Linked DNA regions of Mus musculus: regions 2 and 3 are each linked to region 1. A link is a loop called in an ENCODE intact Hi-C map of the cell type or tissue named here. Cell type or tissue: left cerebral cortex. All regions are shown on one strand. Links, peaks and the distances in the headings refer to the core of each region. The heading gives the core; the rest is flanking DNA.

What was found. A loop is a pair of places that touch in the nucleus more often than their neighbours do. Peaks named below come from ENCODE experiments on the same cell type or tissue, not always from the same donor. Only the 100,000 strongest peaks of a DNase experiment are listed, where the experiment ranks them.
Region 2: a loop joins it to region 1, with 10 times the contacts of the local background. A loop is called at or near these places in 31 of 42 quality-filtered maps.
Region 3: a loop joins it to region 1, with 8 times the contacts of the local background. A loop is called at or near these places in 15 of 42 quality-filtered maps.

The regions. Positions count from the first base shown.
Region 1 is chrX:159,623,000-159,629,410 of GRCm38, reverse strand. Sh3kbp1 (SH3-domain kinase binding protein 1) reads right to left here and starts at 2,139. Exons shown (of 18, transcript NM_001135727.2): 1 at 1,720-2,139. The coding sequence starts at 1,723. In left cerebral cortex, for the core only: CTCF peaks have their summits at 1,941 and 3,068 (motif pointing left); DNase peaks (open chromatin) are centred at 1,594, 2,076, 2,603, 3,025 and 2 more places; H3K4me3 peaks cover 2,827 bases; H3K27ac peaks cover 1,205 bases.
Region 2 is chrX:159,960,946-159,965,945 of GRCm38, reverse strand. It overlaps Sh3kbp1 (SH3-domain kinase binding protein 1), which reads right to left. Exons shown (of 18, transcript NM_001135727.2): 15 at 4,053-4,181. Among named protein-coding and RNA genes, the nearest start is that of Map3k15, 25 kb to the left of the region's middle. In left cerebral cortex, for the core only: a CTCF peak has its summit at 2,482 (motif pointing right); DNase peaks (open chromatin) are centred at 1,737 and 2,492.
Region 3 is chrX:159,912,776-159,917,775 of GRCm38, reverse strand. Sh3kbp1 (SH3-domain kinase binding protein 1) reads right to left here. Exons shown (of 18, transcript NM_001135727.2): 10 at 3,736-3,787; 11 at 460-540. Among named protein-coding and RNA genes, the nearest start is that of Map3k15, 73 kb to the left of the region's middle. In left cerebral cortex, for the core only: a CTCF peak has its summit at 2,467 (motif pointing right); no DNase peak of the experiment used is centred there.

The sequences.
Region 1 (6,411 bases), core at 1-5,000:
CAGTTTAGATCTCAATGATAAACAGGTCTGCTGCTTCTTAAAGGAGCCTCCATCCTCTTCCCATTGAGATCAACAAAGCACAGCCTGCCTATGCAGACCAGCGACTTCTTTTTGTGCAGAACTCTTTCAGTAATCCACCCCAAAGGAAAAGTGATCCCCAAAACATTCCTTATCACCTCAGAAGAAATCGCTGCATTTCCACAATGACCATTTTCCACAAGGGTTTTAAAGTATTTTCTTTTGCCAATGGGCTAAGTCATCTTCATCAAGGCAAAGCAAGAGTATGAATTAAGTGTTGTGTCTTCCACGGAGTTTCATGCCATCCACCCATCTATTCGATATTGATTCTGAGCCGATTCTACACCAGGCATGGAAGAAAAACCATTCTGAGCAGTACCATACAACACAATGCTGTCCCAACGGTCACTGAGCCTCGGGTAGAGGAGATAAATGTTAAACACACTGGAATATGTCATTCTGATGTGGAAAAAAAATGTCATACGATAAAGGAACTCATTTAGACCTAGAGTGCTGTGATCATCAGAAAAGGGCACTTAAGCTGAGAGGCCACCCAGTCACTACCACTTTGACAAAGGGAAAGACATTTTGGTAAACAATCACAAAAGGGAATTGAACTTCACTAATGAACAACTTACTGGGTTAGCACCCTTTGACTCCTGCCTATTTCTTGCTGGCTAGTGTAAGATCCTATTACCTGCATACAAAAAGTCTCACTTTATAACGATTCATTATAATGTGCAAACTGCTATGCTTGGCCTAGAAACACCCCAAAAATCATATGCTAGAGGCATAACAAGCAAAGGCTGACCAATGAGCAAGGCTAGTACCTAGATAAAGCAAACGTTTACTAGAGACCAGACAGTCACAAGTCCTTTGCTCAGTAAAGTGCCAGTTCCCCTGGGCAGTAAGGTGGTTTCCACACTGTCAGGTCTATAATAAAAAGGATCCTGAAGAGCTAAGGTTAGCTGCCTACATGGAAATTATGCTTGCTAGGTGCATCAAAAACTGGATCACCATTTCCAGTTCCTGGCCCTGCAGACTGAGAGGAGGATATAGGAAGTAGCCTTTGAGTGTAACAGAGTGGAGAGGGGTTCGGCGTGGGGGAAGACAGAGTGAGAGGTGGAGGCACAAGTGGGGAACGCATGAAGAGCTCAGGACCCTGGGACAGCCCGCCATGCCCGGTACTGGGGCGTTTCCTAACCTCCCACCACCGGCATCATCAGGCAGTAAAGACAGTCTAACCCTCTCCCAGAGACCCCGACCTTCAAGGCTCTTCTCAGGCTGGCCCAAGAGCCCTGTACAGGGCCAGAGCCCACCAAATCCTGGTACCCGGGTCCACAGCGCCAGGGAGGGTGCACTTGGGTGGGAGAATGGCAAAGACAAAACTCTCCCCGCCCACCCGAAGAAGCCAACCACACCCCCTGACTCCCTCAACCCAAGCAGCCCCGGAGCTAGCCCCCGCGATTCTCTGCTCAGGCCCCCTCGGGTTCCAGTCCGTGCCGCGCGCGGGCTCCGCAGGGACACTAAAGCAAGTGAGAGTGAATGGGGGTGCGCAAGGCGAGGGAGGGCGCTCTGCGCGATGTCACTCTCCCGGCCCTGCTCCAGGGCGCCCTCCCCGGGTCCGCGGTCCCGGGATGGGCGCGCCAGTCGACCCCTACACACAGATGGGCTGAAGGTTCGAACGGCCCCTGCACTCACCCATTGGCGCCAAGACGAGCCGAGCCGCCGAAGCAGCGTGAAAGTTGGCGGAACCGGGCGTTGGGTTCGGAGCGCCGAGGTCGCGGCGCAGGGATCGGGGGCGCGAGCGTCGGGACGCGGCTGCTGCTGGGCCGGCTTCGTCCTCAGCGGCGGTGGTGGCAGCTCAGCGCCGCCCGCTACTGCCTCTGCTGCTGCTGCCGCTGCTACCCTGGGGCGACTCCTGCTGCTGCTGCTGCTGCATCGCGGCCCCACTGCACCCGGCTGCTCCGGGTTTCCTGCTCTCTGCGAGTGGAAATTGCGAAAAAAAAAAAAAAAGAAGAAGAAGAAGAAAAAAAAAGAAAGAAAGAAAAGAAAAGAAAAGAAAAAAAGCACCGCCCAGCCCAGTGCCCTGCAGCCGCCTCGGAGCCTGCTCTCCCCTCCTCCCCGCCGCGGCGAAGCTCAGCGGCTCCGCCCGCCCGAGAGGCGCGGCCGCCAGGCGGGGGCGGGGTCGAGGGGCGGGGCCCGAGCAGTGTCCAGCCCGACTCTGGGGCTCGTCCTCTGTCTGCGGGGCTCGGCCGCCCCCCTCACCTCTGGCTCTGTCCCGGCTGGAGCTCCGCAGAGGGTCGCCCCCTATCCGCCTAGGCTCGGCTCACGCCCCGGGAAATGCCGCGAGACTCCTCGAGACTGGAGGAGATTTAGGGGGTCCGTGGGGGTGGGGGCGTCGGAGTTGTGGGGCACGTGGAAAAGGTGGATCGAAGGCAGAACCCCGAGAAAGGAGGGCTGGGGGAGGGGAAGCCGGTGGCAGGTGAAGAGCGGGACACCTGCTGTTATTAACAGGTGACACCCCTTCCCTGCGGGGGGGGACATAGAGGAAGAAGGCTGCTAGCAGGGGGCTGTGGGAGGAAGGGGCCTTTGGCTGTGGCTTTGGAGTACTGGCAGACCAGGTGCGAGTTTGGAGCGTAGGAGGTGGTACTGGGCTAGAGGTGCCCAATGAGAAGGGCGCAGTCAGGCTGCTGAGCAGGTCCGCTGCTGGCCACCGCCCCTCCCAGGATTAGACCCTCCTTACACCTGACCCAGTGGTACCCGGACAAGGTGTGGGGCTCTGCTGCCTAGGAATGTTTCTAGGTCCAGAGACAAAGATTGGCTGGTTCTCCATCAGGCATCACTGTGCTCTATTGAGCCTCAAACCCGGATAGACAACAATTTTAAGTGGACACTAAAATGAAAATAGAAATCCATAGGAATTCCTGGGCAACTCAACGAGCTTCTTTTTTGGAGTCTATTCTCCACCACACCTTTCAGCCAAAGAGACTTGCCTGCGACCGCATTCATTGAGCAGTCTGTTGTTTCCTTTCCACTTTCCACCATCTGGTGGTAGGAAGAGATAGTGAGCTAGACTGGAGACAAAATAGGCAACAGGGAAAGTGAGACAAGAGAGAAATTAGATCATTGTCCCCTGCAAATGGAGGCTGGGGACTAGTGAACCCAGAGGTGACAAATAAAAGCTGACCCCATGCCCAATGGAGATCTGCCTTGCGTACCCGGTGAATAATAATAATGCAGCATTATTTGTATATTGGGTCAAAGCCTAAAATTTCTGTAGAAATATGTTGGAGGGTGGAGGGGGTATTTCAGTCATAAGGCTGAGGCATAGAAGATGGTGCTGTTAATGAGTTCTGGCTTAAAGGCTAGCCTGGGACACAGGATGATCCTGATGAGTAAGGGGGAGGGAAGAGGAGAGACTTGCAGGCAGGGCTTTAAAAAGAAGAGTAACAGCAGCATCCTTCTCTAGACACTGGTCATGTGTGTCACAGCAACCTAGACGAATCAAGATACAGAAGGCTCATCCCTACAGTGGCCCTGCTTGTTACGTGCCTTGACGCATCCACATTCTTATTAAGACAATGAAACCTTATGACCCTGTAGTTGACAAACACTGAGACTCAGAGCCTAACTTAACCCGCTGTTAGTAGAACATTCTCCCCTCAACGCAACAAGAACTGTGTCTGAAATTCTGAAAGTGGCTGTCTTGGCTAAGCTCCAGATTATTAGACCATTCTAATTCTCTCTCAAAGACATTCAGACCCCCCCCCCCCAAAAAAAATGGTTAGGCATGTGCTCCATAAGGAAATAGCTGAGCTAGATTTATGGTAGCTTGGCACATGGGTGCTGAAGATTTGTGGTTGCTGACCCTTGTATTCTCAGAGTGATGAGTCAAAATGATGAAGAACCAAGTTCAATTCCCAACAACCTCATGGTGGCTCACAACCACTTGTAACTCCAGTTCCAGGGGATCTGATGCCCTATTTTGATTTCTGTGGGCACTACACAAAGGTAGGGCATACCCAGGTAAAACTCATACAAATAATGTTTTTTTAAAGAAATGAAGTCATTGAACACTGTTGAAGAAATCAGCCAGACTTACCTATACATCACAAAGTCCAGTGAAGCCAATTCCACATCCCGCAAGGGACTCTAGAGAGAACGAGCTTGCTTTCTCTGCTTAACATTAGTCTCAATCTTAGTCTTCAAATTGAATTGCTTTGCCAATCTCGCAAGGATAAAGATAGGTCCCTTGAAGTTTTGAGTCTTGGTCTGTGTTTTGTATGGTCCAGAAAAGGATCTATGATAGCTATACTTTCTGTTTGTTGACTCTAGTAAGTATATAGCAAGCCAAAGTAAAGGAATGGATAGCAAGAGATAGATAGCGGAACATCATCAAATCAGGTACATACAACCTATTTCTAGCAGAAACTGACTCAGGAAGTGGAGGGAATCAGCTAGAGTCCTGGCATCTTTTTCCCATAGCTGGCACTTTTATATCATGGGATAAACAATGGTGATGACCTCTGATGGAAATGGTTCAGCTTCTAGCTGGTCCCAAGGACACAGTGGTTTTACTCTTGGGCTGTTTTCCTGTAGTCTCACTCCTGAGACAGAGTTAGGGGAAGCAGCCCAACCCTAGAAAATGTTCTCGGGTGATGCTTTGAAATAAACATGCTTGGGTATGAAGTGGGGGCAGGGGGCAGCCCCAATTCCAGAGCCAGCTCCTCAGTGAGCACAGGTCCAGTTTGCCAATATAATGCTCATTGCAGTCTACCTCAAGGATGCTTTGTTTTTGTGGTGCTGGGCCTTGGACCCAATGAGTGTGTGAGTGCCAGACAACTGAGTTGCAATCCAGCCTAACTTCTCTTTCTTGATCTGAAGACCTCTCACCCCTATTCCACAGTCTGAATGGACTTCCTGCAATGACAAACTCTGCATTTTCTCACAAAATAAAGACTGATAATAAGACTTATTTTTTTTTCTTGAGGCATGTCCTGCCTTTAATGTCTTAAGTCAACCAATTGTCGATACTATTCAAAACTTGAGAATTTTTCATCTTTGGTTTCTCTAAATTACGAATGAACATTCCTTTTCCCACTTATTGCTCCGTTCTCCTGAATCATTCCTATTGTCCTTTCATCTTTCTTTGAGAAGCTCTTGCTGACCAGCACAAGAAAAGTGAACGTCAAGATTCCAGTCCAGCCGCTGACATGAGTACAAGTGTAATTCCGCATCCTGCCTCCTTCCTACAAGTGGATCTTCTAAACAGAATAGATAATGCAGGATTTCAAACATAACCCGAATTATGTTAATTCATTTCATGAATATTTCTAGAGAAATACAATTGTATTTAATACCACAGCTTTGTCCCACTGAACTCCCATTTCTACCAGAATAGATAATGGGTTTGGAAATTGAAAAGTATCTGACTTGTCCCATTAACATGGCATCACATGATTAGAAAGGCACCACTGTGTTGCTCAGTGGTAGCAACAATTGGGATAATAATTGAAGGCACTTGAGCCTTGGCTTCTCCAGCACTTACAACCTGTCATACTTGCTCTCTCCCTGGGCTTAGGCTTGACATCCGTAATTTACATGTAATGAATGATACTTTGCTTTGATAACCTTTAATACCATCTTTACATTAATATAAATTGCATACTGAGTGCTTTACAAAAGACAGTCATTATAGAGTACTTTTGGTGAGCTTTATGGAGCACAAATCTCATGGTGCCAGAAAGTAAAGACAAGCTTAAGAAAAATAATGAAAGGTGTCCTAAAGGCCAAAGCTGAAACAGCTCAAATTACACAGAAAATAATTCAGGTGTTGGAGAGATGGTTGCGCTTAAGTGTGTCTGTCACCCTTCCAGATGACCCAGGTTCGGTTCCTAGTACCCATATCATGTGGCTCACAATCACCTCTCACTCTGGTTTCAGGGGATCTGATGCCTTCTGGCCTCCATGGGTACTTGCTTACATACGGTTTACATACATACACTAGGGTACACACACATACATATAAATAAAAATAATGAAATCTTTATTTTAAAAAAGAAAAGGCATTAACAAGAAGGTAAGAAGTCATCCTTACAGAGAGATTCCAATAAATGAAAAAAAAAACATAAAGATGGGGGGAGCATCACTAGAATTCTAAGATAGGCCAGTCATTACAGTTCATACCTATAATCACAGCACTCTAGAGAGACTTAGGCAGAAGGATAGTCACAGATTTGAGGCTAGCATGGGCTACATAATGAGTTCCAGGTCAGCCTGAGCTATGGAGTGAGATCCTGTCTCAAAAACAAAAGAGGGTGATTGGCTTAGATTTTACTACTGTGAACAGAAACCATAACCAAGGTAACTCTTATAAGGATGATATTTAAT
Region 2 (5,000 bases), core at 1-5,000, 340 kb before region 1:
ACTGCTTGGCAGGCCCTACAAACCCTGAAGTAAGCAAGACATTTGCATGGTACTTAGGTCCTTAGAACTCACTGGGGGCAGTGGAGACAGACAAGCAATACACTGTGGCACAGGAGGAAGACTGGACAAGAGGGAGGAAGCATAGAGAGCCTCAGAAACACACCCAAGCAACCACATTCCAGGATGGAAGAAGCAAGCAGCCAATGGTCCCTCTTTTCAGAGGGAAAAGACTATAGAAGAAAAGAAGGTGGACGAAGGAGGAGGGGAGGAGAGGGCCTAGACAATGGCCTAGAGACGAGGAAGGAAAACACAGTGGGAATCAGATAAAGGGAGGAGGAGAAAGTAAGGCTGGCAGTGAGAAGAGAAGGGGCGGGTTCAAATGGCTGCACACCCCGCTCATGGCTGCTGTGGGGGTAGAAAGGCTGGAGAGTTGGCAGGCCTGGATCTAGATAGAGCTTCTGAGACTCTGACACAATGCACACTAGAAACAGGTGGTGGTCTAGAATGAAGACTATGGCGAGAGATGTGGGTAACAAAGGCCATTAGGTATCACTCCTGGGACTGCAGTGGTGACTGGGTAAGGTTAATGGCATCCCTGCCTTCATAGATCACACTACCCACTGTCAGGGAGATGAGGCCTGGACAGACTAGGGAGAGAGGTGAGGAGAGGGAGAGAGACAGAGAGACAGAGAGAGGGAACGAGAGAGACAGAGAGACACACAGAGAGAAACATAGGAGGGGAGGGAAGAAATGAGTAAAGGTGGTACCTTTCATTGAGGAGGGCCCAGATAATTGTTTTGGTTTTGAATATTAGGAATCAGAGAGATAGCTGAGAGGGTATACCTAGTAGGCAGAGCAAGTAACTCATATAATAAGATTGGCCAAAGGAAATGGAAGTCATGGGTGTGGGTCAGAGAGAGGCAAAGATGCCCAGGGTAGAAGCTGGGGGGTTATAAATCAATGAGGCAAGAAGAGAAGGGAGAGAGCTCTTGACAATTGAGAAGTAGTGAGAGAAAGAATGAAGAAAGAGCAGTGGAAGGGCTGAGCTGATGGAAATCCCCAGAGGAAAAGAAAGGCTGGATAAGTGTGTCAGCGGGGTTGAGAGGAAAACAGAACCCATTTGGTAGTACAACTATGGAGACAGTGACCCAAAGATGAGAGACCAGTTGATGAATGGGCACTGAGAGATATGGCTGGCAAACTGAAGATTCTTTCCACAGATGTGGGTGAGGTAGGGCTATGGAGGAGCGTGCGTGCAAATGCATGCAGCAGCTTCACGAGGAGATAGAAGGGGAAGAAGGTTTTGTTTGCTTTCACCGATGAGTGAGACCCCGGGCTGTGTGAGATGTTAGGGGAGATGGACAGGTGAAGATGGAGAGGTGGGAAAGGCCTGATGGAGAGGTGTGGTGAGGAAGACAGGAACACACAGGCTGGGAATCAGCCTTGGGTGAGAGGGACTACAAGTGCCTGGCAGGCCCAGAGAAGAAACACTAGCAAGGGAAAGTGAGTGGATAGGCGAGTGTGGAAAAGGCAAAGCAGTGGGCTAGGACTTTGGGAGCAGAGGAGGTGGGTGAGAGGGTGGAGACCGAGGCTGGTGGTGAAGCTTGGCCCAGCAACCATGGGATTTCCTCCAGCAGCAGACGCTCAGCCGGCCATCCCAGGGAAAGCGCCAAGAAGGGGTTCAGCTGGCACGGCAGCAAGGAGGTAGAGTCTAGATTCAGGCTGTGCTAGAGGCAGAGACTGGGCAGAGCGTGCCAAAAGCAGATGGGCCATCGTTCCTAGTCTCGCTGTTAGCCTTTTCTCTGCCAAGTTACCATTGAGGAAAAGCACTGTCTGCTGCCAGGGAGAGTACTCCGCCAGCCTGGGCTTTGTTGTTACTCCGAGTTACAGTATGGGGGGTGGGGGAAAGAACTGACAGTTACAGAGCTGTGGCTGCACCATGGACATCAGCTTGCAAAGTAAACTGATCAGCCTGCACACACACTGTATGAAGCAGGAAACTGAGGCCTATAGGGCAAACTCCCTGAGTCTTGGAACTAATAACCAGCCGAACTGACATTCAATTCCCCCTTTACCAGTTGGATCCTCAGTCCAGCACTGTGACTGTGGCTGATGGAGCTCAAATATCTGTGCTCTTCTCTTGTTTTCTTTGCTGCTTATATTATAGACTCCAGGACTCGCTCCTTCTTCCGTTTCCCTTCCTCTCTTACCTCTCATGAGCCACCAGCGCCCATAATACAGGCTTCAGGATACTTCTTAGATCAATAGTTCTTTCACCATTTTCTGTCTGATGGGCTCTCGGACTAGCCCACTGCAGCTAACAAGTATGCTTTTAGTCCCTCACACAGTCTAGGTCACCACAGTCCTTGATCAAATTAGTTCACGTGGAATTTCCTGAAGGAGTGAAATATACAGCCTGACAACTCCAGGGAACTGAAATAGGCTAATGGAATAGAGCCGTGCCGATCAGAAACTTGAAAAGCCACTATCAGCCAGTAGGTGTCACTGTAGAGACATCATTGAGATAACAGAGAACAGGAAACTGAAGTTATGCCTATGGTCATCAGAAAACTAAACAATGAAACTGGCCTGAATCCAATTTCAGTAAACAGAATCCTTTGAAAAGGAAGACTGCCTTGGCTTTGTGGGTAATTAAAATTGATCTGTTTTATAGGATCATGTTCTGCTTACTGTATCAGATTTTCAAGAAAATCCGCAATGCAAACACTCAAACCTATGAGGAGAAAAATCCCATCCAACCTTTGATTTCTTTGTGCTGATGACTGCTTCAAATGACTACTGTTTTTGTGCTTCTAGACATTAAAATGTTGCTAAAATTCCAAAAAAAACCCAATCCGACCTGACGATTTTCTTAGAAGAAGATGGAATTTAAAAGTCGTCATTTATTTCTAGGAAGATCTGAGCGCGCAGGAGAGGCTTCCTCTACAAAGCTGCATGCACTGGCTGAACAATGCTCTTTTGTGGTGGGACTCTCACCCAGGGCCTTGCACACACTAGGCAACTATTCTTCCACTGAGACACACTTCTGCTGGTCACCCGCTTCTCTCCCTTGGTGTCTCTGTCTCTACCCTCTAATCCCTGCGTGTGTACGTCTCTCTGCGTGTGTCTCTCTGCGTCTCTGCGTGTGTCTCTCTGCGTCTCTGCCTGTGTCTCCCTGCGTGTGTACGTCTCTCTGCGTCTCTTTCTTTCTTGAGATGGAGATTATTCATTTACTATGCTATCTAGGCTCAAATTCCCCAAATCAAGTGATTGCTCCCACTTCAACCTGCTGAGCAGGCGGGACTGTGGGTGCTTGCTAGCACAACAATGTTTTCTTTGTTTCTCAGAAACAAGCAACTTAAATCAGCTTTACCATTTCCTGGGCCCCGAGTGAAATTAAAATGCTTTAGAGGCCAAATTTACTCTAAAGCATGAATTCAAGTCAACTTTTCCTTAAGAGATAATGTAAGTATAAAATTAAATACATATATATAATTTTTTTGCCAGTTTTGAATATAAAAGACAAGGCCTATGAGCAGAGAGCACAACATGTAATGTAGTCTATCTAGATACTCCACAGCTTTTTAAGTTGATCAGGTGACAGGGGTGTCTGAAGGCTTTTTTTTTTTATAAATGTGACAGGATGAAGAACGCTGACTATAAGTGAAACTAGAAAATAAACACCTGTATGCACAACTCAGAGACTCTGCAGCATGTCTTAGGAATTCTGTTTTTTGTTTTTGTCTTTTTTTTTTCTTTTTCGAGACAGGGTTTCTCTGTATAGCCCTGGCTGTCCGGGAACTCACTCGGTAGACCAGGCTGGCCTCGAACTCAGAAGTCCGCCTGCCTCTGCCTCCCAAGTGCTGGGATAAAAGGCATACGCCACCACCGCCGGCGTGTCTCAGGAATTGTGATGACTACAGTAATCACTGTCACTAAAGAATGACAAACATCCATACCCATTGTCTGTTTATCTGTCTTGCTTGGTTTCTAACCCATTGTTAGTACACCCATGGAAGGGCAGGGACACTTCACCCTGGCTGGTCACTCACTTGGGATATGGTAACAGTCTTGGAAGTCTTCTTTGACACGTCTATTCCTCTGTGCGCAAGCGAAATGTGTTCCTCTTTATCTTCTTCGGGACTTGGGGAGTCAAAGATATCGGGGCTTGAAAGGGAAGACTGGATAAAGCCAAAAGAAAATGCCTTCGTCAGAATCATACCTTAGCTGACACAGCTTTGTTTATGTGATGCTGTTAGCTTCTCAAGGCACTCATCATTTCTATTTGATCTGCCTCTAAAACCCTGTGAGGCAGAAAGTATGCTGTTATCTTCTTATAACAGATAACCATATGGCTACCTAGCAGCAGGACTTGGACCAAGCCAGAAGAAGCTAATCTAGGAGCTGCCCCTGATGCCCATCAATCACTTTAACCATGTAACCATCTGTTGTATAGCTTTTCCTAGTCTCTCTATTCTCCAAACATTTGTTACTATGTACCTTAACATGTGATAAGTGGTCCCAGCTCTTGGGGGCTAGCAGTATGGTAGGAAATAGCCCATGGCCAATAGGAGACTGCCTCATAGCCTCCTCTCCTTCACCCTCCTCTGGATCCTTCCTATTCCTTGACCCTACACGTGGTACACATACACGTCCCTTGAAGGATGCATCTGAGAGGGGGCCATTTCTAGAGGCAGGGGATCATGAGTAAAGTGCATAGCCCTACCCACTAGCATATGCTCTCTCTCCTTTGGTATTTGCTACTAATCTCTGCCCTCATTATTATGGACAGTAAACACCCATTCTGGTGTGTATTTGCTAAGGTATATTTATTTATAGAAAGGCAGTACCATTGGGTAAAATGTGGTTCTACACCCATGCCCTTTCTGCCTCACTGTGAAATCACTATAAAGACCCAAAAACTGAATGGGGAGCAAGTCAGCAGAATTCTCTTGGTCACAAGTAATTCCTTTGCTACAATGCTTCAAGTTTAGAACAAA
Region 3 (5,000 bases), core at 1-5,000, 290 kb before region 1:
AGCAGTGACCAAAGATGAGGGCTTTCATTTGTCTGAATGGTAATTTCAGCAAGTCAAGACCACCTATCAATGGTACACGAACCCCTCCCCACAAGATACTGAGAAAAGTGGAGGGATTAGATAGAAAGCATCAGATATGTGCAGGACCCTTGATGAACTTACAAACCACCAACTTTGGGGTACAGGCAAGATGGCAATAGTAGACACATCATGGAAAAGCCCTAATATGTTCAATGACTGGGCTGGTTGGTTTTGATTTGATGAAAAACTCTGTCCCTGTGAAAGTGCCACACAACCGATCACATTTCTTTCAAAGTGAGATGTTTGGAAGCAATCAAAACAAACCCGTAGTCACCATATTCCAAAGAAAAGGCAAACTGTGTGGGTAATCGGGATTAGCGCCATGACGGCTTCACAGCTTGCTGCTCAAGAGGTGCCAGTGAAGAACTGATCTCATACCTTTCTCTTCTGTTCTGTTTGGAAGGGTTTCTGGTCTTTCAGGAGGTATTTTTTTAATTTCATGTTTTCTCTCTGTGGTACCTAGGAGGTAAAAGCTAATTGCAATCAGAAAATGTTTTCTGAATTTATTTAGTTGACACATCCGCATTTAAATATTTATCAAGTATAGCAAAGGCAATAGATTTTTTCCCCCATGAGAGGGTTGCTGGTGTTATGCAGTTCTTAATTGTTCAGAAACATAGCAGAACTCATTTCTAGTCTATGTCATGAAATTGGCTTGCATAGGCAGGTGCCATGGTACGTGCCTATATATTTGGCACTTGGGAGGACAAGGCAGGATCACTACAAGTTCTAGGCCAAATAGGGAATATATAGACAGATATAGACATAGATATATGTATATAGAGAGAAACTGTGTCTTTAAGAAGAATTTGCATGCCTATAAATATTTAATTAATAAAACACCATAACTCTTTTTAAATATTTAAACACTCTTTGCCTGGACATTAAAAGTCAAAGACTATGATGAAGTAGGCATGCAGAATGTATAGAAATAATTTACTCATCAAAACATATAAATAAGGAATCATAACAAGCTTATTATATCTTATAAATAACAACAGGTTTCATAAGGATCTAGACTCTCTCTTGTTATAAACTAAGTATATAGCCAGGAATTGTTGGATAGACCTTGCATTGTGTATATTCCCTTGGCTGGAATGGGGCCAGCCTTGCAAATGTTTGGACCAGTAGTTGAAATAATTCCACCCTATTTCCAAGGTTACATTATGAGGCCATTTAGCTTACACTTTATTTGCTGGAATATTGGACATCCATATAAGAGGTCAACTACCTCAGAGAAGCCATGCAAACATACTCTGGCCTTCAGCCCCAGCTAAGCCCAGTCTCCCAGTCACTCCTAACATAGGTAGCAAAACACGCGAATGAGGCAGCCATCTCTTAGGTGGATACACCAGCATCAGCTAGTTCAGCTTTCCAAACCACTGCCCCAGGCCTGATGGAATAGAAACTAACCATTCTGGTCATGCGCTACTCACATTCTTAGCCCACAGAATCTATGGCTCTCTAAAGATCGTTATTTTATACCACAAAATTTGGAGTAGCTTCCCATACACCAGAAATATCTAGAATATAATTTTGATGAATATGCAGATTTGTTGCAGTGGTTTTCCCTAAATCCTTTCTCTGTGCCTGCATTCTTTAAGTATTACCTATTTCCCCATACACCACTTTAAATTTCTCCTTTGCTCTTATGGCCTGCCACTGCTCCCTCACCTGAGGGCCTCATCTTTGCTATTGGCCTCAGGCATACAAGAGCACTGGGAACTAGCTACAGCACAAAACAGTCCAAAGTACTCTCTGATAGACTTGAATGAGTACCTGACTGGCCACCTGACTGGCCCCATGAGTGGGTGTTAGGCATTGAAATCAGTATTATGAGGCCCCAAGAGATTAAAAAAAATTAAAATTTCATTGAACACATACTTCATATGACACAACCTTTAACGACACTATACATTAAACACTGTTTCTGATTTATATCATTTACATGCCTGGGTTCTTTTGGTAAAAGGACATTGGTAATATATCCTATCACAATAGGAATATGAATATCTATGTATTTCCTCATTACAAAGCAATTCTCAAGATACTTCAAGATAAAAGAGCAAGAAGACAAAATGCTGTTATGCATTACCCAGGAGAGATTCATTGCAAATACGATAAAATTATTTCAAAAGAATTTGTCTACCACCTACCATAAAGTCTCATTTCTAAAGACAATTCTACTATCTCTAAGAACCTGGTCTTACTTTATTCTAGGCTACCCAATTCTTAAACTGCTCAGTTGGATGCCTTGGGCTCTGACTTATTACTAAGGCCTCTAGAGAAAAGGGTCTTCAGAGAAAAAACACACGACTAGTCTATTTTAATCTTAGCACAATAAAATATTTATATAGCCAGAGCCACTAGGTGGCAAAATGAAACTGTTCAATGTTAGTGGGAATTGAGGTAGAACAGGAGGTAGAATTAATACCCAATGTTAATCTCTGTAGTTCTTAATTAGTACCCAATAAGTAAGAAAGAAATGTAATCTTAAATAGATTTTTCCTCTAAATTTGTAGTCCCTTAAAAAACTTTGATTTTTTTTAAAACAATCACTTCTTAGTTAGAAGTCATTGTAACACTTTGATACATGTATGGCATGTGGTTTGATTGTCTTTAGATCCTCTCTTGTCCCTTTCCCTCCTCACTTTGTTAACAAACCACTTAAATAGTCATTCACAAAAGGAATTTCTCTCCACAATTAAGTGTGACTATCCTAAAACAGTGTTCCATTGGGAAGCACCATCCATCATCTTTCTGTATGAGAATCCACCATGCAGGGACATCACTTCTTTGTAGTCCCTTAAAAAACTTTGATTTTTTTTAAAACAATCACTTCTTAGTTAGAAGTCATTGTAACACTTTGATACATGTATGGCATGTGGTTTGATTGTCTTTAGATCCTCTCTTGTCCCTTTCCCTCCTCACTTTGTTAACAAACCACTTAAATAGTCATTCACAAAAGGAATTTCTCTCCACAATTAAGTGTGACTATCCTAAAACAGTGTTCCATTGGGAAGCACCATCCATCATCTTTCTGTATGAGAATCCACCATGCAGGGACATCACTTCTTCCTATACTTTTCATACCTAATATCTAAACTACACAGAATGAGTGGACTAGATTTTGTTTTCAAGACTAGAAAATAATCAAGAGGGAAAGTATCTATGGCTAGAAAAACCATCTTGTTGTTGGAAGTGAAGTAAGTGCAAATTTTGGCTAACCACATAGGAAAGACAGCGAAACCCCAGCAACTCTCTGTTCATATACAATGACGCCATCCCATGGGAAACCGACCTCAGTAAGGACAATAACTGAGTCTTTGCTCCTCAAAAGCAGATTGTTTGCAAAACAAACAAACAAACAAAAAAAGACCCAGTTCATTTTCTAGTACTTCCTGGCCAATCTCTGTGAGAACCCCAATTTCTGCACTGTAGCAGAGACACGTTTTAGTGATATGAGTTCTTTCATTTATTTGTGTCTAGGAAAGACAGCAGCTCATTTAAAACCTGCCTGCTGAGACCAAATCACAACAACCCCAAAACCAGTAGTCTGTGGATCCAAAAATCTTGAATTTTAACAAAGAAAATTTGAATTTGTGCAAAAAGAAAGACGAACATTTTGTTTGCTGGACCTGAAAGGTACATTACCTGCCCCTTGTTTGACGACAGGAGCTGATGGAGGTGGCGGTTTCTTGGGTCTCTGAAAAAAAAAAATCAATCAAAATTACACATGAAACTGTTGGCAAGCTGTAGTATCACAGACAGACCACAGACATTGTTTTCTATGTACAGCGTGGACAATTTAAGGGGCCTCTCCAAAAAAAAAAGAGCAATTCTCTCTCTAGAGACACCAGCTTTCTTTTGGCACCTCTAAATAAACACTGAAGCAAATTCAATCAGCAAAACAAAACTCGGACCAACAAATGAAACACAGCTTCCCTCTTCCTAAATTTACAACAGCCTTGTAGAAAAGCTCAGTTCAGCAAAAATGGCCTGAAACCAGCAAGCACAATGGTGCCCCTAAGCTGAAGCCCATTTGCAATTAAGATTTAATCGGCTGGAGGGTGGGGAGGGGGGAGAGGGTGGGTGGGTGGAGGGACACACTCATAGAAGCAGGGGGAGGGGGATGGGATAGGGGGCTTGGGGGGGGTACCGGGAAAGGGGATAACATTTGAAATGTAAATAAAGAAAATATCCAATAAAAAAAATCTAATGAGTTGAATAACAATTGTTTTTTTGGTTCAACAAGAGTGACCATGAAGACTCAAAATTAAATCTGATGGGGTGTATGGACCCTTCAACTAAATGCAGACCAAGATTCTACTGCAGCCTGGCAAGTGTTCCCCCCCCCCAGCACGCCCCCCCCCCCGGTTTTGCCTCTTTTTATGCCGAGGAAGGAAGGTCATTTGTGAGATCTCTCATACAGTGGTTATACCTTACTACATGTGCTAAATTGGAATGGATGTGGGTTTTTTTTTAAGTGGATCACTATTTTTTTTTTATCACACATTGCTCCTCCATAGGTGATGGAAGTAGCAATGCAATCAATAGTATTCATCCCTGAACTGGTTTCAGAGTTTGTGGGCTTTTCTTTGTCATCCAAGATTGACTATAGGAGGGAGATGGACAAAAATGAACTGGCTAAACATTTCAGTGATCAGAAATCATAGCCAGGTACCATCTTGTACTGTGATGCTATAAGGGCAAGGGGGAGAGCCATCCAGTGTGATACCACTAAGGAAGGATTCGGGGAACTAAGAGGATGAGGGAGGATGCTTCACATCACCATTGACACTCCTTACTCTCTCAGGCACCATATATTTGTGGTTCTAAGAAACCTACAAAGAGTATCTTCTGGTTTTGAAAAACGTTGTAGTGTGACATTACCACAGGGACCACAAAAGGCAGACACC